Linked DNA regions of Mus musculus: regions 1, 2, 3, 4, 5 and 7 are each linked to region 6. A link is a loop called in an ENCODE intact Hi-C map of the cell type or tissue named here. Cell type or tissue: heart. All regions are shown on one strand.

Region 1 (4,000 bases), 610 kb before region 6:
GCTGGCATTTGTGTTCTCTTAGTGTCTGTATAACATCTGTCCAGGCTCTTCTGGCTTTCATAGTCTTTGGTGAAAAATCTGTTGTAATTCTGATAGGCTTGCCTTTATATGTTACTTGACCTTTTTCCCTTACTGCTTTTAGTATTCTATCTTTATTTAGTGCATTTGATGTTCTGATTATTATGTGTCGGGAGGAATTTCTTTTCTGGTCCAGTCTATTTGGAGTTCTGTAGGCTTCTTGTATGTTCATGGGCATCTCTTTCTTTAGATTTGGGAAGTTTTCTTCAATAATCTTGTTGAAGATGTTTGCTGGTCCTTTGAGTTGAAAATCTTCATTCTCATCCACTCCTATTATCCGTAGGTTTGGTCTTCTCATTGTGTCCTGGATTTCCTGGATGTTTTGAGTTAGGATCTTTTTGCATTTTCCATTTTCTTTGATTGTTGTGCCGATGTTCTCTATGGAATCTTCTGCACCTGAGATTCTCTCTTCCATCTCTTGTATTCTGTTGCTGATGCTGGCATCTATGGTTCCAGATTTCTTTCCTAGGGTTTCTATCTCCAGCGTTGCCTCACTTTGGGTTTTCTTTATTGTGTCTACTTCCCTTTTTAGGTCTAGTATGGTTTTGTTCATTTCCATCACCTGTTTGGATGTGTTTTCCTGTTTTTCTATAAGGACTTCTACCTGTTTGGTTGTGTTTTCCTGTTTTTCTTTAAGGACTTGTAACTCTTTAGCAGTGTTTTCCTGTTTTTCTTTAAGGACTTGTAACTCTTTAGCAGTGTTCTCCTGTATCTCTTTAAGTGAGTTATTGAATTCCTTCTTTATGTCCTCTACCATCATCATGAGATATGCTTTTAAATCCAGGTCTACCTTTTCAGGTGTGTTAGGGTGTCCTGGAGTGGGCAAAGTGGGCGTTCTGGGTTCTGATGATGGTGAGTGGTCCTGGTTTCTGTTAGTAGGATTCTTACGTTTACCTTTCGCCATCTGGCAATCTCTGGAGTTAGTTGTTATAGTTGTCTTTGTTAAGAGATTGTTCCTCTGTTGATTTTGTTACCCTCAATCAGCAGGTGTGGGAGACAAGCTCTCTCCTCTGAGTTTCAGTGGTCAGAGCAGTCTCTGCAGGCAAGCTCTCCTCTTTCGGGGAAGGTGTACAGTTATCTGGTGTTTGGACCTCCTCCTGGCTGAAGGTGAAGGCCCAAAACAGGATCTTTCCTAGAAGCTGTGTTGCTTTGGCCAGGAAGGTGGCCGGTTGCCTGGAGTCGAAGATGTCACCGCCTCAGAAGCTCTGTGGCTCTCGCCAGGAAGGTGGCCGGTTGTCTGGAGCCGAAGATGGCGCCGCCCCAGAAGCTCTGCGACTCTCGCCCGTACCAGAAATGGCTGGCCTCTGTATTCCATACGGTCACCCGTGCAGCCTGCCCTCCGCGGAATCCCGGAGCCAAGAAGGCTCCCGCCGGCGCCTGTGACACAAACCTCTCAGGCCGGGCAGACCCCCGTGCTCTCACCAGGAAGGTGGCCGGCCGTCTGGAGCTGAAGATGGCGCCCGGAAATTCTTTTACATATAATTTTACACATGTAAGCAAATATGCATATTTAGTACATCATGACTAAGCCAACCACAGGCCTTTTATACAGTTAGGGATAAACTGTGATAGTCTAGAATATTGACATAATGTGTCTACGAGCACCCCTAGGAAAATATGTTTCCATTCTGGACTATGGTGTAGTAGCATTAACCTTTTCTAAATGGTCGCCCATATCTTAGAGTACAAGTGTCCATGCACAGGGGACAAGAAAGCCCTGAGGGGAGTGATTTCTTCATATTCTTACCTTGTGTGTATTTTTGCAGCACACTCTTACCATGTTGAGAAGACCAGCAATAGTAAAGTGACAAACACTAACTCAGCACTCATTATGAGCCAGGAAATGTTAAGTGTTTGCTTTCTTCTGATGCATTTAAAATACAGTATTATTAATCTGCAAGCTTAACTAAAGTGACCTTTCTTGTCTTTCTTCTTCTTTTTTCTTTTCTTTACTTTTTTTTTTTTAATCAAGAGGATTTTTCTGGCTTATTTCCTTCTTCAAGGTTTAGTCAAAAATAAAGATAGACAAGTCTACCTATGGTGCTAAAGCTATCACTTACCTGACTTAGAATGCAGATATTTATTGGATGTAATTTAGCTAATAAGCATTCTCATAAAGTTACTCTATTTTTCCACCAGAGGGCAATGGAAAGTCATAGGCATATCTTTGATTTTATGTGTTATAAAACATATGAATTACTATCTTTGTCTATGCAGGAGAGGAAGGGTGGAAATCCCAATTTGAAATTGAAAATAACCTTATTGTTTCTACCTACTAAAAAATTAAGACATGCATATGTAGAAAAACTTTTTAAAAAGTAAAAATTAAGAGTAATCAATTGACCTTATAAAAACCTACATTGCTGTTAATGTTTTTATTGCATATACTTTATGTATTTTAAAGATGAGTGCATCTATAAAAGACCTATTTTCTTTTATAGAAGAATATATTACATTTTGTTACTTTTTCCCACAACCTGACATAGTTTATGTATGTGTTATATACATATCCATAAAAACATATATACACATATTTACATCATCTTTAAAATAGTTGTATACTGTTCCATTGTATAGATGTACCACAATTTACGTAACATTTATAGTTTAAATGTATAATTTTAAAAAATATATAATTTAAAATAAAACTTACTATAATATTATCATTGTTCTATTTTATTGTTCATAAACTCTTAGTTTGCCTTATTTATAAGTTAAAGTTTATCACATGTATGTAATGTCTGTCTCTGAGTCTTCACTATATATATACAAAACCCTTAGTGTGACATAACTTTAAACTATTTACAATTTAGGCATTTATTGCTTTCTTAGAATTATTCTCTCTGGTTAAGCATAGAGTGCTATATTAACCATACGTCTAAGCATTTGTTTAAGTTGTTAGGTAGGTTCTTTAGCATTTGATAACTAAATATTCCTGTGCCAAACAATATCTTTCTATGGAATAATAATTCAAAAACTTTGTTGTTGTTATAAATTTCTCTCATTATTATAAATGAGAATCCTTTTGCTTAGTACAAAGAGTTTTCCACTTATACTCAAATTTTTATGATTTCTTCATTTCTACAGGACAGTATAGAATACGCTATGTTTCTACTGGAAAAGAGAGAAAACAGATGTATAGTAGGTGTGTGACAAGTGATGTGATGAATCATAAATAGGTAATTCAATTAAGGAAAGATTCAAAAGCCCATACACAGTGCATATTCTCCTTCAGGCTAAATTCCAGGGCACACTCACAAGACCACAATGTAAATCCCAACTTTGGAGCTTGGGACTGAGAGAACCTCACTGAAGATGTTCAGAATCTAGAACTATGTCCTTTGCTTCCTCCAGAGCACCTGTTTTGTAATATGATTCTCTACATCACATTTTTCAGGTGGTGCTCAAAATGAGCTAAATGTCAGTTATTTGGGAAATTCTAGAAGCAATCAGTTAATCATGGAAAGATGTAATACAAAATATTTTAATTTTTTTAATTAAGTATTTTCTTAATTTACATTTCAAATGCTATCCCCAAAGTGCCCCATACACTCCCCCCCCACTCCCCTACCCACCCACTCCAACTTCTTGGCCCTGGCGTTCCCCTGTACTGAGGCATATAAAGTTTGCAATAGCAAGGGGCCTCTCTTCCCAAGGATGGCCGACTAGGGGTACTAGTTAGTTCATATTGTTGTTCCACCTATTGGGTTGCAGACCCCTTTAACTCCTTGGGTACTTTCTCTAGCTCCTCCATTGGGGGCCCTGTGTTCCATCCAATAGCTGCCTGTGAGCATCCACTTCTCTGTTTGCCAGGCACCAGCATAGCCTCACAAGAGACAGCTATATCAGTATCCTTTCAGCAAAATCTTGCTGGCTTATGCAATGGTGTCTGCGTTTGGAGGCTGATTATGGGATGGATCCC
Region 2 (4,000 bases), 59 kb before region 6:
CTTAGGCAACAGAAATATTGTCCCAAGTGGGCTCCCAAGTCTTTCGTCTATTGACAGCCTAATGAGAGGCAAAGTTAGAAATGCTAACTTTTGTCATAACTTGATGCTGGATCTAGCTAAACTAAAGGCAAGTCCTCTGCAGGAGAATTACCAAACGCTGCAAAGTTTTTAAAAGAGAAAAAAAAAAAAAAAAAAAAAAAAAAGGTTGTTTTTTTTTTTTTTTTCCCAGTAAAAAGGACTGGAACTCGCAGGCATTCCCCTTCTGACACCTGCTTTAAATCCCCACAATTTATAGTCAGTAAGAGTTGTGTGCAGCTGTAATCAGGCCTCGTGCTGGGATGATAACCTTTCCAGAAGCCAGGTGGGGTTTGTGTCTGGACTTAATCACCAAACTCAGCCAAGCCGGGACACCAAATGACTTTTTCATGCAGCAGGTGGGAGCGTGGTGTCCAGCCTCAGACGCTATACAGGGTCCACCTGTAGATAAGGAAATGAGTGGAGTACCATGGGAGTGGAGGGGTGACAATCCACGCAGATGACACATCCCATCCCCTAAAAGCCTCAGGGGAGGCAAGCTGCTTTACATTCCTGAGAGTAACTCAGCTTTTCCTCAGTCTGGGATGTGAGACAGCAGTGCGAGTGAGATACAGCAGAGTAGCCGCCACTAGAGTTTGTGCCTGACTTCCCTTTCGAGGGAAGGATAAAAGGGAAAAAAAAAATCTGCTATAAGCTTTCTCCCCAACCTCAGGTTCTGGGCTTGAACATAGAACCTTACAGGTGATACGCAAGTGCCCTGTGACCGAGGTACACCCCAGCTCCCGGGCCGGCTCCCCACCCCACCCCACGCCACCCCACCCCCATTAGTAACTGGATTCCACCCCTTTCTCTTGTTTTAAAGCTCTGTAATCCTTAATGGTATGGGAAATTCTTTCAGTAGCTAGGGACCTCTTGATATAAACTGGATTTATCGTTACTGTGGCTCTGGTTGAGGCGGGGAACCTGCTGGGAGATGGGTTTATTGTTATAAATGACACGGGCAAAGATAACTTAGCTCAGGTCAGAGATTAGTATTTTGCGTTAGGAAGGAGGAAAATATGAAGGGCTTCCACGTCTGAGGGCCTCAGAGCTGGGCAGTGGGACCGGGATCCTGCCTCAGAGGATGGATGTGTGTTTGTTCTCCTAAGATTTAGACATGAACAAGAGCATCTCGCAAAAATCAAGTCTCGATCAGTTTCTGTCCTATACTTCCAGGACAGAAAATACTTTTCCGTCACAACGTTGCTAAAGTTAGTGCCTTTGATCTCACAACAAAGTGTTCTTCCTTTCTTGAAAACTGGTTGTAAAAAGGTGAGAACTGATGCACCCCGCAGTAGAAAATGAAGTCTGAAGTCAGTTCCCAATGCTATGTTCATCCCTTGCAAACCAGTGCACCACGCATGCGCACAGGACGCCTCCTTGATTTGGCCTGTAGTCTCTCAGAATAAGCAGCAAAGCTCGGGAGAAGCCCACAGTCTTTGCTGCGAGCTCTGGGGCCCTGGAGAAGATATTTTCTTAGCAAAATGAAGCCCAAACTGTAAGGTTCAGGTTCATGTCATTTAATAAGCTGTAGGTTGAAAAAGGCAGCTGTAAGTTGCATTGTTCAAATGTACCAGGACCCAGAACCACTGTCCTTAAACCAGGTCACGTACAATAACTGCTAGGCATCAGACAAATCCCTCAGCTTCCTGCCTTTCTCAAGATGTCCCTGTCCAGTAGCTCCTACCAAGCTTAGAAATCCCTTAGCTTCATTCCTCCCCTTAGATGACCTCCTGCCCTAACCTAGACATGGCTTCTATGAGTCTAGCATACAGCACCTGGTTTTTAGATAAGAACACTTACAAGTCAAACTCTCAAGAGAGGAAGTTTCCATTATTTTGGGAAAAAGATGTCATGTTCCACCTCGGGCCAGCTGGAATCATTATTAAAACCACACAAAATTACCATGCAATAGGTGAACCGGGGGGGGGGGGGGGGCACTCAGCAAGTTGTCCACGCATGTGTGCTACCCACGTGCTGTGAGGGAACAAATGGGGTACACTGTTAGCTCCACAGCACAGAAATCCTGTCTTTTGGAGATGAGGGATAGGGAGACCAAGAACACACCAAGGTTCAGGTGGTTTCTACGAGAGACTGACTGGCTGGACCTAAAATTCCACCCAACTGCATTCAAAGATGTTCCTAACACCACAGATGACTAAGCCAGGCATCACCATCAGGAAGCCACTAACCACACTGTCAATGGAAAATACACAGTCTTGTGAGTGCAGAACCCTCAGACTGAGCACTTTCCCCATCCCCTGGCAATAGGAACCTCCAGGACATTGACAGAGGCAACTCCATGCCTACATGACCCTAGATCCTAGCAATCTCAACTTGGAAACCAACTAGAGTATAGCAGGATCAATTGAAAATTAAGTATGTTCTTTGCATATCTTGAATATTTGTGGGGTCTCTAATTCAAAATCCATAGCGCCACAACAGAAGGGCTCATTCTTTATTACCAGTCTTTGTTTTCCAGCCAAGTTGTTATGGAACCTTCCACAAAGCCAAAAATTCCTTTTCCAGCAGCAGGCCCTCTCCTTCTACCTTTAACTTAACCACCTTTAAGTAAGACAGACCAATATAGACCCGACCCTCCACTTCAACAGGCAAGAATTATTAGTAAGAGAGTGTTTGGTAATAGTTAAGAAAGCTAACAACTACAATAATCTCTTTCAGAGCTATCTAGTACATTAGCATTAAGGCTCTGATGTTGAATTCCACACTGCACGCTGTTACCTTGACATGACACTATACATTACTAGTTTCAGGTCATCCGTTTGTTTACCAGCCAATCTTTGCCCTCACCTGCATGTGGTCAGACCTTCCATTGGTGCAGATGGTTTCCGGTAGCACCACTCGGGCTTGAAGGAATTTCTGGGCAGGTAAGACTGATAGATCGGATAATTCTCGGTGTACTCGGAGAGAAGACGTGTTTTCTCTGTTTTATCATAAATCTTCGTAGGGAGATGTGGACAGCGATGCCGCCTACAAAAGATACATGGGGAGTCTGCTTAGTTACTTTCTTGACAGGAATACATGCAGTCTGAAAATTCTTGTCCTCCAAAATGTGATGCAGACTGGCTTTTGCCATTAAAATTCAGAATTTAACCTTCCTTTCCTCTATTTTACCATGTACATGTCAAAACTTAAAAGGTTGCCTCAACCGTTTAATCGAAATATGTGGATCATAAAATTACATGCAAGCATGGCTGATGTTCAACTGTCAATTGTCACACTGCTTGTGGAAGTGTTTAAAATGGTCTACACCCTAATAAATTACTTTGGTGTCCAACTCTTCTGCGAGTCACCAGACCCAACTGCCCCTCTGAGAAACCAGAGGTAGAAACTGATCAGGCAGCTTCCAGATTCCTGACACAGGAGTCCTGTTATCCTTGGTCAGAAGCTGGACATGTCCTTGGCCCTGTCCTGGTCACAGGCCAGGAATGCCAGATAAGGGTTGTGGTTTGCTACCTCTCTCCTCCTGAGTGAGCACCCCTTCCTGGAAGCTTCACACATTAGGGTGCAACCTAAACCCCAGTGCAGATACCGATCCCCTCTGGTGAACAGCTTTGGAACTGGACCTCTGGGTCAATTTCAGCTCATGATCTTAGGGTCTCAGCAATTACGTGGGAGAGGAAGAATGTTGGGTAGCTACATGAGGACTAGAAGCCTGAAGGCCATTGAGGTCCACCCTAGACCCTGTCTGGAACACTAGAAAGGAAAATATCACAGACGTCCCTCCTCATCCCCCCCCCCTTTGCCCCCGTCAAAAGAAGGAGCTATACCTGTACTTGGTGGAAACAGCTGATATCCAAAAAGTAGAACATTAAATAGAACCCTTCCCTCCCTCAGGAGTCAATGCAGAGAGTTGGAAAGATAGTTCAGTGATCAAGAACACTGGCTGCTCTTCCAGCGGACC
Region 3 (4,000 bases), 140 kb before region 6:
TGTTGGACCTATACATAAGCATGTATATGCACAGTTATGTATAGTTTCTATACTTATCTATACATTAAACCATGAGTTCTCCCTCGTATCTCCAATTCTGACACCACACTATAGAATTTAGTCTCTATTTCCTCTTTCTATATTTGCATGTCTATAGCCTCTGTTGTTCTAAAATATTTACTAATTTGATTAAGCCCTATCTCCAGAGGCAATCTCCTCTCACTGCTGCCTTGTCCTCACACAGACCCATCCTCATCTCACTGCCATCCTCTCACCATCACCAAAGCACCACCAAGAGAATCTTAGTCAATTTTCTATTGCAATAAAAAAGGAGAGAGGGGAGAGGGAGGGAGAGAGGGAGGGAGGGAGGGAGAGAGGGAGGGAGGGGGAGGGGGAGGGGGAGGGGGAGGGAGAGGGAGAGAGAGAGAGAGAGAGAGAGAGAGAGATCAGTAATTCTAGGAAGACTTTGTGGTTCTGGGGCTGACACCCGTGCACATATAAATGTGTTTTCCTTCTCACAAAGTAGTAGAGATTTCTTCAGAATCTCTAAGAGATCTGTGATCCATCAACATTTACCGATTGACTTGCAGAAAGGGTTAACAGAAGACCCAATCTTCCTGAAATCAAAGAAGAAAAAAAAGGAAGTATTGTTCATCAGGTAGGAAATTTATAAAGATGAAAAACACAAATTTTCTATTAATTGGCAATTAATGCCATAACAAAATACTACAGGCTTCATGGTATAACACAACACAAATGTAGTTTTAGTGTGGAGGTCAGAATTTCAAAATAGACATAAATAGGCTAAAATTAAGGTTGATCCAGAAGCTCAAAATGGACGTCTACCCCTTGCCTTTATCAGCTTCTAAAAGCTACCTCTGTCCTTTGGCTGTGACAGTTGTTCAGTCTTTAAGGATGACAGAGAGCACCACAAATTCTCTAACATTACCTCTGTTTCCCTTCTTTTAGATACCCCTTTGATTACATGATATTCTAGAATAATCCCTCCAGTTGAAATCCTTTCTTAATCATATCTATAAAGTACAATCCCCATAAAGTAGCATATTGATAGGTTGCCAGGATTGGGATATGAACGTTACAAGATGGAAGCCATTGTTTTGTCTACTGACTATAGTATTCAAGAATGGAGAAGAAAAACATACCAACCACAACGCTTTGTTGCCCAAAACATGCACTAGCACCACACTTCTGGGTGATAATTTGTCAATGGTTATCAATACTCTTAAGTGTTGCTCATTAACCCAGAAGTGCTCCTTCAGTGCGATGATGTAAGAGTCATCAGTGCACATGGACAAAACTGCTCAGAAATTACCCTTAGCACAGTTGGTGTTCATGACAAATTGGAGAGTGTGTGATTAACGCTACAGATAACATAAATTAAAAAAATTCAGGTGCATTTACATTTAGACTCTTTGGCAACAGTTCTGAGGGTTGGGGTAGATCTCTCTCTTATGTATTAATGGGAAGGCTCTGAGGGGTTGGAAGAGACAATATACAGAGATGTCTATTTCCAAGTAGTGGGAGTTGAAGGGTTTCTTGATTGTTACATTTTTTTGAACTTTTAATCCATAAAGAACTTTCACTGGAATTTTTTAAAAAGCAGCAAAGTGAAACTTTTAACTAGGAAAAGAGGTATCGAATTCTTTCTCTGGTAAAAATGGCTGTTTTCTTTGGAGGTAAGACTATGTACTGCACAGGCATTTAGTGGTTTTACTGGACCATTTGTTCTCAGCATATAGAAACCCTAATGATTTCATGTCCTAGACTACAGCTTCTAGGCTGCCACCTCTTTAGAAAGAAAGCTGTATTTGGGTGCAGCCCTGCTGATTCATTTAAATGTTGCCTATGGTTGCTTTCAAGCTACAGTGAAAGCAATGATGGAGCTCATATGGCCGTCTCTAAATATCCACTATCTACCCCTCACTGATAAAGCCCTCCTGCTCTTGGCTGTCTTACCAGCAGCTATGACACTAATCTACTCCTCAGTTTTTAATCGTGGTTTTTGACAGTCAGATTACGATATATAAATATCTTATTGTAAACACTTGTCATTTCAGAACCTTGCCCTTCACCCTTCTCCCCATCATCATAACCAAAAATACATTTGGGGAGGGGACATTTCTTAATGATAGGAAAAGGTGGTTTTTCTGTATATATTATCTAGGATTTCCAGTATTTGGTCTTTAGAGAGATTTAATAGTAAAATGTTAAGAAAATTGTATATATATACAATATACTTCATATATATATATACACATACATAAATATGTATATATAATATACTTCATATATATATATATATATATATATATATATATATATATATATATATGAAGTAGAATATAGAAATCCAAACTAAAGGCCCCTGTTCTGTCTAATCCTAAACATTTAGGTATCTGTGTCTTTAGTATATTTAAGCATATTTGGGAAGCTCTGTGGGAACATTCAGTCTCTCCTTCTGAATAAACTGATGTCATTACCACTCCAAGGTATGTTTAAGGAGAATATTTTTATTGTAGATATGAGGAAGAGTCCAGCCAGAGACATCTGGGAGAGTCCAGAGCAGAAAGAGAATGTTGTGGATTGAACATAGCCAGCAGACTGGGCCTGGCCAGGAGAAGGGAATAGGGGAGGGGACAGCAAGAGATGGAGAGATGGAGACAGAGAGAGGACCAAGAAAGAAAGACAAGAGAGGGAGGAGCAAACGAGAGAGGACAGCTGAATTAGCAGGGTTATGAGGAGAAATGAGGAGTTTAGAGGCAGGAATCTCCTGAGCTGGAGAGGTTTACAGGAGAGGAGGCGGTGGGAAGAGTTAGATACTTGTGATAACAGAGGGAGCCTAGAGGACAACATGCACTCTGGTGTACCAGTCGTCACCACAGTAGCCTTTCCTAGCCCCTGCCAGCGACAGATAGGGTAACTGGCTTCACAGGCTCCAGAGGAATACTGGCTGCTGTCTCACCGCCAGAATTTGGACCTGACACCTCCATCATTTACCCAGAGACCAGGTACACAGCCCTTTTTAAGTATATTCCCACTCCAGACCTCAGTCTCATGATAAGAATGCTCCAGAGAACAAAGTCTCCAGAAAGAAGAAAATTTAACCCAAAGGTTACTTGGTTCCATCTAGACAGTATGTGCTTTGCCTCTCCCAGGCCTAGATTGTTCCAAATCCCAAATTCCCTGAGAAAGTAGCATTGGTTCTAGGGTCTCTAAAAAGTCCTTTTAAAAGTCTGAATTTGCCCAGAGAATCTGAACTATGCTATATGTCCTTATGCCTCCAGGAAGCCTGCTAAATGCCCCAAGGGAATCTATGGATTATATAGATCCGTGGTAGTTCCAAGAGCATACCTAAAGTGGCTCAAAAGCCACAGCAGCACTAAAAATGTAGAGAGCAAACAACTATCTATGCAGCTGAACAGCCACTATCAGCTCTTCACATGCCTATCCAGTGGCTGCCATGGACTTCCCAATATGAGCTGTGGGTTTCTGACCTTAAGATATCTCTATTTATGGGTCCCTGAAAACCCACACACAAGCTTGCCTGCTAGAGGCCAGACATCACCTGCCAGATGTATTACTATCCAGCAGCAGTTGGCCAACAGCATCCTTCCACAGGGTTGCAGCAGACTTCTACCTTCATTCTTCCCGAGCCTTCCTATGGCTCTCATCTCTCCTCCTTCAGCTTTCCAGTTTAACTCTCATCTTTATTCTCTCCCTTCACATTGTTTATTATTTTCTTTACTTTGTTGAGAAGGTCCTGGAGCCTCAGGACCCAGGAGGCTCATGTGCAAATAATAAATTCAGGGAAGGTCTTCATGTTGCCCCAGTGGCCCCGCCCCTCCGCCGCACTCTGGAATTCCTCCTCAGCAGTTGCTCCTTCCTGTGCCCTGCCAGTGAACCCCAGTGCAGCCTCTCAGGATGCCTGCTATGAATATTAGCCGTTCTTCATCTCTGCTGCTGTTCTGTGGCTTTGGTT
Region 4 (4,000 bases), 160 kb before region 6:
AAGATACCAACTCGTAAAGAGAAAAGTTCCTGTTGGCTCACGGTTTTGGAAGCATCAGTCAGTTATCAACTGGCTTGTTACTTTGACTCAGTAGTTACATAACAGATCACCAGATAGGTGTGTAGAAGAGGAAAACCATACACCACAGGGCCAGGAGGCAAAAGAGTAAGAGGGGTCTGGGATCCCTTGACCTGTCCTCAAAGGTGTTCCTCCCACAGACCATCTACTTAGACCCACTTCTTAGAAGTTCTTCCAACCAGAAGATTGTGCCTGGGGAGACATGGGACTTGTGAGGACACAAAATCCAAATGAGAGAGACTGGAAAGATGGCTCCATGGTTAAGAGTGTCTGCTATTCTCACAGAGGATATGAGTTAGGTTCCTAGAGCCCTCATAGCCACCTGTTACCCAAGTTCCAGCGGAGTTGATGCCTCTGGCCTCCCTCTGTAGACACCTGCATCCACATGCTTATCCCCACACACAGATGAGCATGCACGCACATAATCTTTTTTTTTTCTTATTGAAGCCATGGCAGCTTGAAAAATAGAAGCATGCTTCCTAGCAGCTGTCATTTGTCTAGGTCAAAAATGGATTTTGATGTTTTATGTCTTTTGGCTTTATTCTTAACATAAAGCTTATATAAAAAATAAGTATATGTATAAAAATGATGCCACAACTGACCTTTTCCAAGTCAAGAACTGGCAGGGCCAAAGACCCAGCCTCTGTTTCTCTCTGTGTGTCACAGCCGCCCTGTGTTCATTCCACTCCTCAAAGGACCCACTCATCCTCCTGCTGCTTAACATCAACTAATGCTGCTTGGTTTTCTGTTTTATTTTTTCAATAAAACTATAGTTTCATAACTTCCCCTTCCCTGTCCTCTCTCCAGTCCTTCCCATGAACCTCTCCCACCTTCCCCCACCCTGCTACTCTCTCTCAAATTAAAGACCTCCATAAGTATAGCCTGCTCCGTCCATACAATGTCACTTGTATGTATATGTCTTCTGGGCTGCCTAGTTGGTATTGCATAGCAGTTTGGCGGTCTTCCCTGGGGAAAACTGTTTCCCTTGCTCTCGGCATTCCCTAGTTACCTGTAGTTCTTTGTCTAGGGTTGAGGCCCCATGAAATTCTGCTTTCCATGTTAGCAGATCTATTGGTGTGGTTCTTGCTCCTGTCTTGTTAAGCAGCTATGTTGGTGAGACTTCATGAGAGTAAAATACCAGTTTTTGTATATCACTTACGAACATGAAATCAGGTGGGATATATTGCTATTTCTGGATTTTGTTTTCTTTATACTGAGCACTATGTTTGTCTCACTCAGTTGTAGGATCTTCATTTTTATGAAGTATATACATTTAGGTTTTCTGCTTTATGATGTTTTCTCCGAAGAAGTTGAACATCCTTGTAACTTGGCCAGTGCCCTTTACCAGCTGCCACCGTTTCCTCCCCGGTTAACTGGCCTACCCTTTCCTGCTCCGTCTCTAGAAGTCTCAAAAAGCCAAAGCTCCAGAGACAGTGAGAAGTCCAAGGTGATGTTTGGTTTGGCTGAAGTACGTTAGAAGACGCCCAGGCAGATGCTTCCTGCAGGGCAGGCTGGGCTGGCCAGAGCCTCTAAATGTCCTGGATTCACCTGAACATTTGTCTGATGAGCCTATTTTTGTCTCTCTAGGTGTACCTGAAGCTGAAGTCACCTGGTTCAGAAATAAAAGCAAATTGGGCTCCTCCCACCACCTGCATGAGGGCTCCTCCCACCACCTGCATGAGGGCTCCTTGCTGCTCACAGATGTGTCCTTCTCTGATCAAGGCCTGTATTCCTGCAGGGCAGCCAATCTACACGGAGAACAGACAGAGAGCACGCAGCTCCTGATTCTAGGTAAAAAGCTCCTTAGAGTCACACCCTCGGTTGGACCATGGGGGTGACTGCCCAACCCTCTACCTCCCTTTTCCCTTACTGAATTCAGACCATCAAATAGAGGCAGTGTCCCTTTATCCATTCATCCTGCAGTCAGTGCTTCCAACAGAAATAGAGTATGGAGCCAGCTGAAGCTGCGTGTAAGACCTGGCTCCACCTCTTGTTACTTATCCTTTGTGGCACTGCATGAGTTAGTCACCCCGATAAATCTTAGATGCTGTTCACTATGGGAAACCTAACAATTGAGGATTTCCCATCCTACTAGGGTCATCAATTGGAGCTGGCAGAAGAAGAAAAAATAATTTTTTTAATTCCCATGCTAGGCTTTTCTTTGAAGAGCAAATGAGAAACATGGATTTAAAACAGTGTCATATATGTTAAACTTTTCTCATCTATTTCCAGGTAGTCTGCATAAGATCTTTGCATGCATGTCCCAAGCATATGAACTCCTTATTATAAAGTCTGTCACAGGTCCTTGTGTAAAATAATCATTTACTAGTAAGAATGGTCCCTGGTCACTGGCCACCGTGATGTTTCCCCTAGGACAGAATTTGGCCATCTTGCAAGCTATAGCCTGCTTTGCCCACCTTCTGTTTCTTTTCCACTGAATTGGGGGGGTGACATTGAACAAAAGCTTCTAGGGGGGTCCTTACCCTTTAAAAGTAGTGGAATAATTAGAGCCCATATCCTGACTCTCTCGCCGAGAGAGAGCTTCCTTTCTAAGGGGAGGGTGTAAAATGTGAGAAACAATAATGACATCCACGCATGTATACATCAACATACTGTGTACTTACACTTGGATTTTCACACCTACCGCTGATGGCATAACCTCACTCCTGCTCACTCAGAAGCCAAGGGCCCAGTTGCATTTCATCTCACTGGTGGCTGCAGAAACCTCCAGACTTCATAAGAAGCCATCGAAAATTGGCTCAGAGGATAGAAAGATGTCATTTGTTTTCTGCCGGGTTTCATCAGCTGCGCTGTTATTCTGCAGTCATACTCAGTGATTGTGCTCTCTGGTAGGATTTTTCTCCCCAGTAAAGATGACTCTTCCTTGTCATCTCTGATAGCAAAGATGGGAAGGCACTTAGGAGCACCACTGTGGCATTAGCAATGAAGTATTTTCTCTGAGCCAATTCTTCCTACATTCCAAATAGAGTATGATCATATGAATACAGTGGATGAGCGTGATGCCTTCCCCATTATAATCAAATCTCCTGGAGGAAGATGATCTCTGTTCAGATGCTTTGATGGGCTTTTCTTTACTAGAAGTCTTAGTGTAGTTAACAAATCAATATGAAGATATTTCTTTTTTATTGGTGGTAATATGACTTAATTCTTAAAGGGGAAATCCTGTGTGTCAAAATGAAATTTCATATCAAGTCCTGTGTCTTAACTCCTAGTCTGAAAGCTCAGCATGGAAGGGTGTGGCATTGGTTCTCATCCATCCATGTAGCCAGTGGACATGTCTGTGTTACCTTATGTGGACTCACATACGGTTTTAGGGGGAAAATGAAGGGGAATATGCCCCTGAAGAATTTACATTCCCACTGGGAAGATAGAATAGGAACACACATACACACAAGAATTGCCGTAGAAGCTGTAGGAACAAAAGCAGAGGCTGACATTTGGTCCAAGGACAATAGGTTATTTCCTAGACAAAACTAGCTCTCACTTTTTGCTTTTAATAAATAAGTAATGGAGGAGAAGAGGATTAAAGACACTTTGACTATGGCTGTTTACTTAAAAAGATGTTTATAATGAAGCAGCTAAGGCCCAGTAGAATGTGTACCCGCCTAAGCACAATGGCACAGCCAAAGTTCAAAATGTGGATTTCTAAGTACACATTTTCCCTATAAAAGGGGTTGAATGCTCTCTGTTTCATATGTAGATATATGATCCACAATTCACCATTGTGTTCTCTCTGTGATGGTCTTTGGCAAAGCCATAAAGACAAAAATGTTCCAGAAGTAGACACCATCAACACTTATTTATGTACATGGCTAACACGTGCTAACAAAATACCACGCACCTGGTAAGGGCCTGTGCAAATCTACCACTGAAGACTTCAGCCCTGACTCCTTGGAGTATT
Region 5 (4,000 bases), 500 kb before region 6:
GGAGCGCTTGGTTTGCGTGTTTCTAAGATCATCATTAGCCATACTGTTCATTCACAGATCATCTAAGGTTATTATGCATAGACCAGTATGAAATGGTCTGGCTCTGGGGCTTAGCTCTGCCTGCCTGTTTAATTGCTTCTGCATACTTTTGCCCTGCCCCCCCCCCCACACACACACACCGTGTGTTTTAAGCCTATGGGTATCACACCCTCATCTTTCTCTCATTGAAGGGTGCAAGAAGGAATTCCAGGTGCATTGTGCTGCTTGAGGGTGTCAGGAATGGAAGGCTCCTTCCATTGTAAACTTGTGCAGGAAGGCTGCTCCAGTCTTCATGCCAGCCAGAAAACCAGGAAAGACAAAGCAGGGGATGGCTCTCTCCCTGTGGGCACATCATTTAGAACTACACTCCCTCCCTCTACTTCCACAATCTTGGGGAGCATTTGGTCTCATGGGCATGCATGTGTGGTTCTTCCACAAAGTCTGGTTGGCCCTGCACACAGACTTTATTCCCAAAATATAGAAAGAAAGGGTATTGGGAGACAGTTAAAAGTTTTGTCACAGATCTCTTAGTTAAAATAAAATTGCCCTGAAAATGCCCACTGTGGTTTAAAAATCAAACTGTTATTAGCAGATTTGTGGCAAAGGTGACAGAAAACACTCCCGCAAGTCCATTCTGAGTCAGTCAAGGTCATTTCTGCCTTGGTTCATGTCATAGAAAGTGGCAACAGAGGGAGAGGTGGGCCATACCGGGGAAAACGCTGTGACCAACCACCAGGCTACAGAACCATTGGGTTGGCGATGTTCTTGCTTCTCTCTTTAAGGCAGAGTTTAAGAAAGCAGTCACTGGCACGGAGTGGGCTTACACACAGTAATCAGCATGCACAGAGATAATGCGATGCTAATTAGCTTGATTTATCTATTTTACAGAGTATGGTTATGTTTTACCCTTCTGTTGTACATCATAACTATATATAATATCTGTCAAATTTAAAAAGCAAATAACTTAGAAAATAAACTGCTCATGTTAACTTAAGAAATTTCTTGCAGTCATTTCATAATTTAATAGGTTCTGCTAACTCTTTATTTTGCATAGCCATGTCCCCACCAAGGACCCCGTGAGAATGACCACGTCATTCTCACATGGCAAGCTTGCTGGCTGCTTCTCTTGCAGACAAGAATGCCCACAGTTGGCACCTGTGTCCTGACCAGCTGTTTCCCAGAGCTCCTGTGGCTAGCCACCATCCTGCAGTCTGAATGGGAATAGCACGGCTCCTCCCACACGCAAGGCTTCCCAGCACTGCTCATTTCTGTGCTGGGAAAACAGATTTGGATTCTAATGGGGCGGAAATGGACGTGTAAAAAAGACAAATCTCTGGCTTCCTTTACCTGAGTTTCTCTACCACACCCCATCTTTCCCCTGCAGGACACCTGCATCCATGGTGAATGTTTGGTTGTCCTTGGCTTTTATCCAGTTCTCTGAGTTGTAACCTTAGTTTGCTTTCCCTTTTTTTTTTTTAAATCATACTCACAAATTCCAAATTCCTTCATGAAAGTCTTTGCTAAGAAGGACCACCATAATTTCAAGAAGGAAACAGATTCCAAGTCCTTTCTGGAAATTAATATATATATATATATATATATATATATATATATATATATATATATATATTCAACACAAAAATTAATCCTTAGTATAGGAGATGATGCTCATGTTCATTTGCTTGATTTATCTATTTTACACAGAATATTTATTTTAGACCATTCTGTTGTACATCATAAGTATATATAATTTCTGTCAAAATTAAAAAGCACAAATTAAAAGTAAAAGAAAATTAACTCATGTTAGTTTAAATTAAGAACTTTCTTTTGTCATTTCATTATTTAATAGGACCTACTAACTCTTCATCACAATGCATATAACTGTCACATGAAAGTATTTTAATTTTGTATGGAAACCATTAATATATTTATTAGTTTGGAAACACAACTGAATTAGCAGGATAAAAAAGAAGACTAAGGATCTATTCTGTTTTTGAGGAAAAGTATTCTGATTTTCTATGATTTGGGTGCTTGGCTGAAATTCAAATTATATTTTACATTCAATCTCTATTTGTTCTTAGTTTCAGAGACTGTCTTTTCTTTTGCAATGTTCCTGATTACTCTTTTCTCTGATCCTCCCCCCCCCCACTTGTTTTTCTTTGTCCCTCCCATATTCTGTGGACATATGTTAATTTGTTCACAAGAAAGAAGTTTGGCAAGAATACCTGTCCACATGGGGGAGCAGTTTTGCAGGGGTTTGGGGAAAACAATTACAGTTTGCCACAGAAGCTGGATATACACTTAAAGCTAAAACTACAATTTAGAATATGGAAAGATGCCATCACTGGGAGGAAGATGGCCTTTAAAGCCATGTGGAGTCAAAGAAGTCAGAAAAAAAAAAACATGATCAGACTGCTAAACGTCTACCCTACAAAAACAACGATAAAAAGGATCAACAGTGAAAACATTTTCTACCAGAACAATGTCTCATACTGGTGATGGTTAAAGAATGCCTACAAATATCTAAAAACAAGCAAAAGAGCAAAAGAAGAGTCTCAAGGAACACAAGCCTTAGAGCAGTGGCTTTCTGCGTGTGGATCTTGACCCCTTTAAGGAGTCAAATACCAGGCCTCTGCATATCAGATATTTACATTGCAATTCATAACAGGAGCAAACCTACAGTTATGACATAGCAACAAAATAATTTTATGGTTGTGGGTCACCACAGCATGAGGAACTGTATGAAAGGGCCGCAGATTTAGGGCAGCATTAGGAAGGTTGAGAACCACTGACTTGGAGGAAGCCTTCCTGGAGGAGGTGATACTGAGCTACACCTTGGTCAGCAGGATGGTGCTAGCATGGAAGGCCTCAGCAGCGAGGACAGAGTAAGCAGGTCCACAGGAGCATAACAGGTCCACCAGACCCGGAGGTGTGCAGCAGAGCTGGAGGGTGACTTTCTCTCAGACCCGAAGCACACGGTGGAGGACCTTGAATGCCATGCAGAGGCATTCAGCTTTCTCGTTTTCATCCTGCTCGCTCTGTATTGTCTATAAATCTGTTAACAGTCCTTCACCTCATTGTCTGGCTCTGAAATAATTATTTTATCTGTGAAGAATGATGTCATGGAAATAGTATCGAACTAAGAATCAAGACCCTTGGATTTATGTATTACACTTGGGTTTAATACATGGATATTGCAACCATAATTCAAACTTCAGCAATTACATTGATAAGTCACTCTGTGTCAAAAGGAGCCACAATAAATAAATAAATAAATAAATAAATAAATAAATAAATAAATGCAGTTTCACTCCTTCCAACATCCTTAAATTGTGCACACAATAGGTGTGCACTGAGCATTCATTGACTATCATTCGGTAGTAAACCTCTGAGATTCTTTACCTAGCTCTAGCTATGTAGAATAATGAAGAACCCTGGCTTCAAGCTTACAGGTCAGAAATAAGTCTGTCTTCTCAGTTCAGTCAAGCATTTGCTTCTAAGCGTTGTTTTGTGGTTTGTAGGAAAGGAGTCATGTACTGTGGTCAGAGTCTAGATTATGATCATTTTTTGCAGAAGTTCATTAAATTTTTCATATACAGAGAAAACATCAGAGCACGAAAACAAAGAGAAGAAGCTCATGTATTTGTAGATTGATAATGCTTCCTTGACTCTGAGCAAGAAACAGTAAAATCTCACCTGTAGCCTTATGGAGATGCATGACTCTCCCAGAACTCAAATGTCTAAATCAGTCAAAACTAGCAAACACACACACACACACACACACACACACACACACACACACACACACCCCTGGGTCCATCCATTTATTTCCTTTAAAAAGCTGCTAAGAATAAGTGTAAAAACTAGGATTTGAACTCTTTGTCCCAAAATCAGCTATTATCTTCCCAGAAGTCCCCAGAATTCACTTTTGCTGTTGGCTGGTGTCAGGGATTTTAACCAT
Region 6 (4,000 bases):
ATCTTGAGGAGTATCTAAGAAAAAAAATCAGTATACATACACAGCTGTTTTAGGAACTTTCAGTGTGATTAACAGGATCCGTGGGTCTGGAAAGTCTTCCTTCTTGTGAGACTACAGAAAGGAAACCTTTCATTAGACCCAATTACTGTGGCTGTTGCCGAATGAGGGACATTCCACCGCACACCAAGCTCAGGGCTTGCATTTTACATACATTGCCTTACACAATCTCTTTCAAATATTAAGGACTTCTTGAAAAGATTACAAAAGACAGCTCAAGATGGCTAAGGTTTATGCACAGCGGTGGCCCACACTGCTCTAGCTGTTTTGCATGGCCAGCCAGTTGCATAGATTTAAAAATAGAACTAAGTCTCCTACTTCTCCTAACAGCACCATGAGCCAAAGCCAGGTTTGAAGCACTAAATAGGCATTTAAATACATGCTTCACTGCACTTTAGTACCAAATAACTCATTTCTAACTGCCCTATTTCTCCAAATCCTATCAAGCTACTTAATGAGGCATCTGAGCCCACTCTCACTTCCCACTGGGGAGGCAGGGATGGAAGCGACACACTGTCAACCAAACACTGCAACTGCTGCGTTAGAAATGCAGGGCAGAGATGGTTTTAACATAACCAACAGAAGGAGATGCACTGGGACCCATGGAGATCCTTCCAAGTAAGCTTATGAATAAAAAATTAGCAAAAATGTCAATAGATACTCAAGGTCTTAGCATGGCCAGAACTAACCCCAAAAATGTAAAACCCAAGACTGAGTCAGGGTCCTTTGTGATTATGGGCAACCAACGTGGTGGAAGCTAGGGTGAAAACAGGATACACAACAAGTTATATTACATTATATTACATATATATTGTATATATATTATATAAATATATATTACATGAATATATGGTACATGAATATACATATATATACACAAGAGTGTATGCGCATGTATGGGGATACACACACACATATATAATATCCAGTACACCCAATTTAATATTAGCTTTATCTAGAATACCTAGTTATGAGTTCATGGGGTGAGCTCATGATAGGTACATCTGGACAGATGTGGAGAGGTGGGGCCAGAGAACAGAGAGGCAAGGAGCTACAACAAGTTACCCGTAGCGCGGCCAGAGAAAGGGAGCCGCCACAAACTCTGAGTCCCTTGGTGTAGGGCTTAGATACATCACAGGAACCCTCAATGTCAGATTATATCACCACCCTTGTGTGGGCCTCTAATTTATATTTTAACTTCTGGTTGTTTTTGTTTTGTTCTTTGTTTTGGGTTGGTTTTTTTTTTCCCTGAAATTAAAATATGCTAGTTAGCAAAAACTGAGTTTTCTGGGTCTCGTCAGCAGATGTGTCTCATTCTGAATTAACAAGCATCTGGGTTTACATAGCATCTCCTCAGGGCCTAGTTAGCGTCAGGGCATGCCTGTGGCTGTGTGCTCTGCCTCGGGATTCTCCACCAGTAAGAATTACCACCAAGAGCTGAGACAAAGCTCAGTTGGTAGACGGTGTGCCTAGCACACCCATGGCCACGGACTCCATCTGGAGCACTGTGGTAACCTGATGTGGTAGCAAATGCCTGTTTCTGGTACCTGGGAGGTGGGAGGCAAGAGGGTAGGGGCTCAAGGTCACCTTCAACTACATAGATCAAGACCAGGGAAGAAGACTCTAGCTAAAAAGGAAACACAAAACAGTGCCTCGAGAGATGTTAGGCTTTGAGACCATTTCTGTGGCTTGGGGTGTTTCCCTAAAAAGAATCCTGCCTTACAAGGCCCCTGTTAGACTTCTTATAGCTGCCCTCTCAGCTGAACTTGTGGCTCTGACGCTACAGAATCAAAAAGTCCCCCTTCTGATTTTCACACAGAAGCTTGTTAAGATTCGGGAGCTGCAGGTGGGGCAGAGCACCAGGCCCGAGGACAGGAGTCAGTGAAAATATGGACGTAAAGAGCAAAGCCCACGCTGTATTCTGATTTGTGTTCAAACCTAGGTGGGTGCCTGAACAAATTATTTCACCAAAGTCATATCTGCAGCTTTACAAAGCCAGAGGCATCTACTGTCTTAGAGATTAGACTGCCCTCTTGTGGGAAATAGGAGGAAAAACTTCCTGGGTATTCCCCCTTACTTTTCTCCAAGAACAATTTGGGAAAAGCCTGCCTGTCTTCTCAGGGTATCACCTGGCCATTACCTCTTACAAAGACAGGCACACAACCGCCATGTCATTTTGGTTTTTCAAGAGAATCCAGAAACTCAAGACTTTAACCCAGAAGGTGTTGCATGATATTAAACACCATTCTAATGATTTGAAAAAAAATATTTGGGCCCTGCTCAGTTGCCATATTCGAGTGGTTTGGTGTCGCTGAGTAGTTAATTTAGAGAGTATTGTCAGCAGCCAGAACATCAGTGTAGCCAGCACAGTCCAGTGAGTCTGGGAGACAGGACACATGGGGGTAAATTCTAAGTCTACCCCAAGTCAATGAAGAACTGTCATAGGCAAAGATCTAGAAGGTGCACGCCTTTAATCCCAGCACTTGGGAGGCAGAGGCAGGCGGATCTCCACGAGTCTGAAGTAAAGCTGGTCTACATATCTAGTTCCAGGCCAGCCAAGGGTACATAGCAAGACTCTGTTCTCATAGGATGGGGGTAGGGTAGGGGCTATTTAAATTACCCAAGTCATATGATCTTAATGGTTTGTTTGTTGTTTGTTTTTTTAATGATACTGTAATAGCACCATGAGCAATCCCAGCTAGGAAGGAGGTGGAAATGGAACTGAAAGGCGGGGATTTAGATGGCTCAGTCAGTAAAGTATTTCCTCAGAACCTGTGTAAAAGAGCTGAGTGCAGCGGCCTGTGCATGCTGCCCCAGTACTGGGGAGGCAGACATGGGAGATTCCTAGGGCTGACTAGTCCATCAGCCTAGTCAAATTGGTGAACTCTAGGTCTCAAGAAATAAGGAAACACTCCTCCATTGCTGGTGGGATTGCAAGCTGGTACAACCACTCTGGAAATCAATCTGGAGGTTCCTCAGAAAATTGGAAATAGATCTACCTGAAGACCCAGCTATACCACCCCTGGGCATATACTGAAAAGATGCGCCACCATGACACAAGGACACATGCTCCATTATATTCATAGGGGTCTTATTTGTGATAGCCATAAGCTGGAAACAATCAAGATGTCCCATGACAGAAGAATGAACACAGAAAATGTGGTTCATTTACACAATGGAATACTACTCAGCTATTAAGAACGAGAACATTAGCCAGGCATGGTGGTGCACACCTTTAATCCCAGCAACTTGGGAGGCAGAGGCAGGCAGATCTCTGAGTTCGAGGCCAGCCTGGTCTACAAAGTGAGCTCCAGGACAGCCAGGGCTATACAGAGAAACCCTGTCTCAAAAAAAACAAAAAATAAAATAAAATAAAATAATAAAAGAATAAAAGAACGAGAGCATCATGAGTTTTGCAGGCAAATAGATGGAACCAGAAAATATCATCCTGGGTGAGGTAACTCAGACACAAAAGAACATATATGGTATTTTCTCACTGATAAGTGAATATTTGCCATATTTGTTCTATAACCCACAGAACAAAGCAAGCTAAATAGCAAGGTGGGCACAGGAATCTCACTCAGAAGGGGAAATAGAACAGCCATTGGGGGTAGATGGAGAGCGAGAACTGGGTGAGAGAGAGGATGGAGAGGGCATGCTATGGTGTGCTTACAGACAGGAGCCTAGCATGGCTGCCCTCTGAGAGGCCCAACAAGCAGCTGGCTGAGGCAGAAGCAGATACTTACACCCAACTAATGGACTGAAGTCAAGAACCCCTGTGGTTGAATTAGGGAAAGGCAAGAAGAAGTCGAGGAGGAGGGTAACCGCATAGGAAACCCAGCAGTCTCAACTCTGGATCCCCAAACTCTCTCACACACTGAGCCACCAACCAGGCAACATATACTAGCTGTCTAAGGCCCCCAACACATATACAGCAGAGGAC
Region 7 (4,000 bases), 620 kb before region 6:
CCCCAGTATAGGGGAATGCCAGGGCCAGGAAGCAGAAGTGGGTGGGTTGGGGGAGCAGGGGGAGGGGGGAGGCAATAGGGGATTTTCAGAGAGGAAACTAGGAAAGGGGATAGAATTTGAAATGTAAATGAAAAAATATCTAATAAAAATATATTATCATTTTTTTTAAAAAACCTCTTATCTGTGTCTTCATCATAGAAGAGAAGCTGCATTTTCAAATGCTGGAGGGACTTTTAGTATATTTGAAATTTCATTGTCTTGAAATAGCTAAAATTGTAAGGAGACATTAATAATAAGTGGCATGCCAAAATATGAATTGTATAATTTGAAATAAATGCCTTATATATAGGATTAATAAGGACACTCCATCATCTGGCAGGAGAAGATTTAAAGCACCAGGTTCATTGAAAGGAGAGAAATAATAACTTTTAAGGTGAAAGATCAAAAAAAAAATCTGTGTGTGGTCCAAAAGGTATTTTTAAAAAGAGCTTGCAGAGGTGGTGAGGGCTCCTTAATGTTTCAGAGCTTCACGTGCCAGGTGTGATTAGTCATATCTATGACACAATGAGAAATGCATGAGTAAGAGACATTTTAAATCACCAGTGTTTAATTCTAAGACTCTTGGGAAATATGATGAAATGCCACACTTGGTAATGTGTATTCGTAAGGAGGACTAAGAGGGCGCAGGAAATAGTCTACTGCTTTAAAAATAGAATCACAGAGACTGCTTCAGACAACAGGTTTCCCAACCATCTGTGGCTAAACAGACAGTAGACCTCATAGAAAGCTTAACTAAGACTATTCCACTTTTCTTGTCTCCTTTGTTCAAGACTTGAATAGTGAACCCTGGTTGAGTTGCCTTACTGTGACTTAGATTTCTTTTTCTTATCTCCAGCTTAATGACTCAGTCATAACTTTTAATTTACAAAATAGTTGTACCTTTAAAAAATAGAATTCTTGAATTTTATTTATTTGGTTTTATTTTCTAAATTTTTGTTTCAACGAAATTTCTTTTTTATCCCCCCCCCCCATATACTTCTCCCTCTCAAATTCATGGTCTACTTTTCTTTCTTTTTTTTTTTTCTAATTTTCTAATTATATTTATGTACAGAAGACTTAGTATACATTTAACCCAGTTTAGTGGCGAGTTCTTTAGCTTTTGTCTTTTCCAGCTTGGCAATGTGAGCCACAGACTTAGGGTCCAGGACGTTGCCCCCACCCCCAGTGGCGACGGATCTTGTCATATCTGTCATTGTAATTGGTCCTAGTAGCTTCCACCAGCTTAGCCAGAGCATCCTTGTCTTCCGAGTTTACCTGTGTGAAGGCAACAGTGGTGCATGTCTTCCTGTGGACCAGGCGCCCCAGCCTGGCCTTTCCCTGATGATGCAGTAGATCACCCCCATCTTTTGACACAGGGCAGGCAGGAATCCCACCAACTCAATAGTGTCTACATCATGGGCAATCACCACCAGCTGAGCCTTCTTGTTCTCCACCAAGGTGGTGACTGTATTGACTCCTGCTGAGAGGACAGGTAGTCTCTTAGTTGGGAAGTCCCCTTTTTCAGCAGCTTTCTTCTCAGCACCGGCCAGTAGCCTTTGCTTCTTCTCTTCCTTTGTCTCTAGCCTGTACTTTTGGGCAAGCTTAAGCAGCTGAGTAGCTGTCCAGGGCCTGGGTGAACTGGTTAATGGCAGGAGGTACTTTGAACTGCTTATAGAGGATGGCTCATTGCCACTGTAGCCTGATGCAGCAGGGCCATTTGACGAAGCATGTTAGATCTCTTTTGGGCTGGATGTTCTTGGGCCTTTTCTCAAACAAAGGATTGACCACCTTTTTGGCCTCCTGTTTCTTGACAAAGGCAGGGGGCAGAGGGAGGTCACCTTCTTCACCTTGGCCTTTGGGTATCTTGCTTGGTTGGTGGAGAGAGACTCGTTTTCTTTATTATAGTTATATAAGTAGATAGATAGATAGATAGATAGATAGATAGATAGATAGATAGATACTGAGCAGCCTGCTAAGTCCATTTAGTATTCCTTCTTGTATGTGCAGGATCTCAGGCCTGATCACTTAATATTGAATAACAAGCTATTGGACTCCTTCACGTGAAAGACTGATTCTCCCTCTCTCCCTCTCTCCCTCTCCATATTTCTAGTTGCCTATAGTTCTTTGCCTAAGCATAAGGCCATGAGAACCCCCACTTCTACATTAGCACATCTACTGGTCTTCACTGCTTATGTCTTCTTTAGGCAGCCAGATTGTTGAGCTATCGTAGATGTACCTTTCCCGTCATTTCTAGGAGATACAGCCATTGGCTTTTACAATCTTTCAATTCCCTTTTCCATGATGTTTCCTGAGCCTTAGGTGCAGGCTTATATTTTTCAAAACCTAGTTTTAATAAGGGTCTTTAAATGCTTTAACCTCCTTTCTAGTCCACCACACACCAGAGAGGTAGTGGACGTGTTGATAGGGCAAAGGAGGATGTGGACCTGTTTAGACATAGTTCTTTGGGGTGAATCCAATCTGCATTGTCAAGATACCAGCAGTTAAGTTCACAGTAATCAGCAGCAGCAGCTCAATCCATTTACAAACCCCATACAGGAGTCAGCAATGACAGATTGATTCAGAAGAAACTGTGAGGTTCTGCCAATCATCCCAAAGCAGCAAGAAGCTGCTGGAATACCACCAGACGCTCTTTAGTGGCATTTCTTTCTACGAAGTCATGAAAAGTGATGACCAGCAAAGAGTGGCAAGGTAAACCAATACCACAGAGCATCATCAGTGAAGACTAGGATCAGCAAAGCCCAAGGATGACTTGTAAAGGACGGCAAGGTGAACCAGTACCACACAGCATGATCCACCGTCTGCTGGGTTATCTTCATACCCTTTCCAAATAGTACGTGTTCTCTCAAGCATCTGCTCTAGGAAAACATCACATGCCCTTTTTCCAGGCTGCCTTCAGAAAAGCACTACCCATCTGTTCTCAGCATCTCTTCCCACATGTCTGCTTCAGCAAAGTACATCCACGCATAAGACAGTTTCCAGAAAAACATCACATGACACAACTGACTCTCCAAAAATAAAAGAAATTTCCACTTCACTTGAGTGCAGAGACTGTGTTTAGCATGTATCTGTTGAGGGCTGGGGACTCCGCAATCAGTGGTTCTCTGTATTTTAACCAATTGTGGTTTTCTGTGATGGTCTCTGTCTGCTGAGACCATCTCTGCTGCAAGAGAATCTTCCTTGATAGGTAGTGCAAGATAGACTTACTTGTAGACATAAGGATAAGGATCTAGAATATAACTAGGAATTGTGCTAGCATATTAAAGTAGCAATACGTGGTTATAAGATCTATGACCTCACTAGCCATGGGTAAGTATGTAACTAGGTTTTCAGTACCAGGCATGATGTCCCTCCTCGTGGGCAGATCTTAAGTTCAATTAGATAGCTGTTTGTTACTGCTAAGATTTGAGTGTTACTATTGCCACTGAGTATATCTTGCCATGCAGGTCGTTGCTATGGTTCATAGACCTCATAGCAGGGTAGGACTCCTGGTTCCTTTCCTCCCTTGGCAACTAACACAGCATCTTCCAGTTCTATGAAATTTAGTCCTGGGGAAGAGGCTTTCAGGTAAGATCTAACTTGAATCTTCTGAGTCTTGTGTCTGAAGTACATAATGTTTCAGAAATAAGACTTTACCTTCAACCTCTGGAGGGCAACCAAGGTCAACTTCAATAGCCTATGGTGTTTGGGGAGTCTCTTGAACTAACAACTAAAAAAAAGTTTTCTCATGTTAGACAGTCTATGCTCTTTATGGGGAGCATAATCAGCCCATGTAAGGAATAACATACACTGTTTACACATTTTGACATTGCTGTATAGAAGAATATGTGTAAGTTTTCCTAAAACCATATTTGATGAAGAAACTTTGAGTCTTTGCCACTAAAAAAGTCAGCGATAAGGCCTGGAGAGCTAGCTCAGAAGGTAAGATCACTGACTGCTCTTC

What was found. A loop is a pair of places that touch in the nucleus more often than their neighbours do. Peaks named below come from ENCODE experiments on the same cell type or tissue, not always from the same donor. Only the 100,000 strongest peaks of a DNase experiment are listed, where the experiment ranks them.
Region 1: it touches region 6 in a loop (6-fold over the local background); 8 of 42 quality-filtered maps call a loop at or near these places.
Region 2: a loop joins it to region 6, with 2.3 times the contacts of the local background. A loop is called at or near these places in 2 of 42 quality-filtered maps.
Region 3: it touches region 6 in a loop (2.0-fold over the local background); 2 of 42 quality-filtered maps call a loop at or near these places.
Region 4: a loop joins it to region 6, with 2.4 times the contacts of the local background. A loop is called at or near these places in 2 of 42 quality-filtered maps.
Region 5: a loop joins it to region 6, with 5 times the contacts of the local background. A loop is called at or near these places in 8 of 42 quality-filtered maps.
Region 7: it touches region 6 in a loop (4-fold over the local background); 8 of 42 quality-filtered maps call a loop at or near these places.

Annotation. Positions count from the first base shown.
Region 1 is chr4:85,930,114-85,934,113 of GRCm38, forward strand. It overlaps a transcript of Adamtsl1 not described here. Among named protein-coding and RNA genes, the nearest start is that of Adamtsl1, 120 kb to the right of the region's middle. In heart, a CTCF peak has its summit at 2,220 (motif pointing right); no DNase peak of the experiment used is centred here.
Region 2 is chr4:86,484,854-86,488,853 of GRCm38, forward strand. It overlaps Saxo1 (stabilizer of axonemal microtubules 1), which reads right to left. Exons shown (of 4, transcript NM_001081096.1): 2 at 2,887-3,066. Among named protein-coding and RNA genes, the nearest start is that of Gm26017, 22 kb to the right of the region's middle. In heart, no CTCF peak of the experiment used is centred here; DNase peaks (open chromatin) are centred at 1,868 and 2,248.
Region 3 is chr4:86,402,785-86,406,784 of GRCm38, forward strand. All of the region lies in intron 23 of Adamtsl1 (ADAMTS-like 1), which reads left to right. Among named protein-coding and RNA genes, the nearest start is that of Gm33730, 36 kb to the right of the region's middle. In heart, no CTCF peak of the experiment used is centred here; no DNase peak of the experiment used is centred here.
Region 4 is chr4:86,383,799-86,387,798 of GRCm38, forward strand. It overlaps Adamtsl1 (ADAMTS-like 1), which reads left to right. Exons shown (of 29, transcript NM_001368621.1): 22 at 1,666-1,869. Among named protein-coding and RNA genes, the nearest start is that of Gm33730, 55 kb to the right of the region's middle. In heart, no CTCF peak of the experiment used is centred here; a DNase peak (open chromatin) is centred at 1,523.
Region 5 is chr4:86,044,810-86,048,809 of GRCm38, forward strand. It overlaps a transcript of Adamtsl1 not described here. Among named protein-coding and RNA genes, the nearest start is that of Adamtsl1, 7.2 kb to the right of the region's middle. In heart, a CTCF peak has its summit at 2,275 (motif pointing right); no DNase peak of the experiment used is centred here.
Region 6 is chr4:86,543,739-86,547,738 of GRCm38, forward strand. The region is part of intron 1 of Saxo1 (stabilizer of axonemal microtubules 1); the gene reads right to left. Among named protein-coding and RNA genes, the nearest start is that of Saxo1, 13 kb to the right of the region's middle. In heart, a CTCF peak has its summit at 2,095 (motif pointing left); no DNase peak of the experiment used is centred here; H3K27ac peaks cover 519 bases.
Region 7 is chr4:85,920,024-85,924,023 of GRCm38, forward strand. It overlaps a transcript of Adamtsl1 not described here and the pseudogene Gm8949. Among named protein-coding and RNA genes, the nearest start is that of Adamtsl1, 130 kb to the right of the region's middle. In heart, no CTCF peak of the experiment used is centred here; no DNase peak of the experiment used is centred here.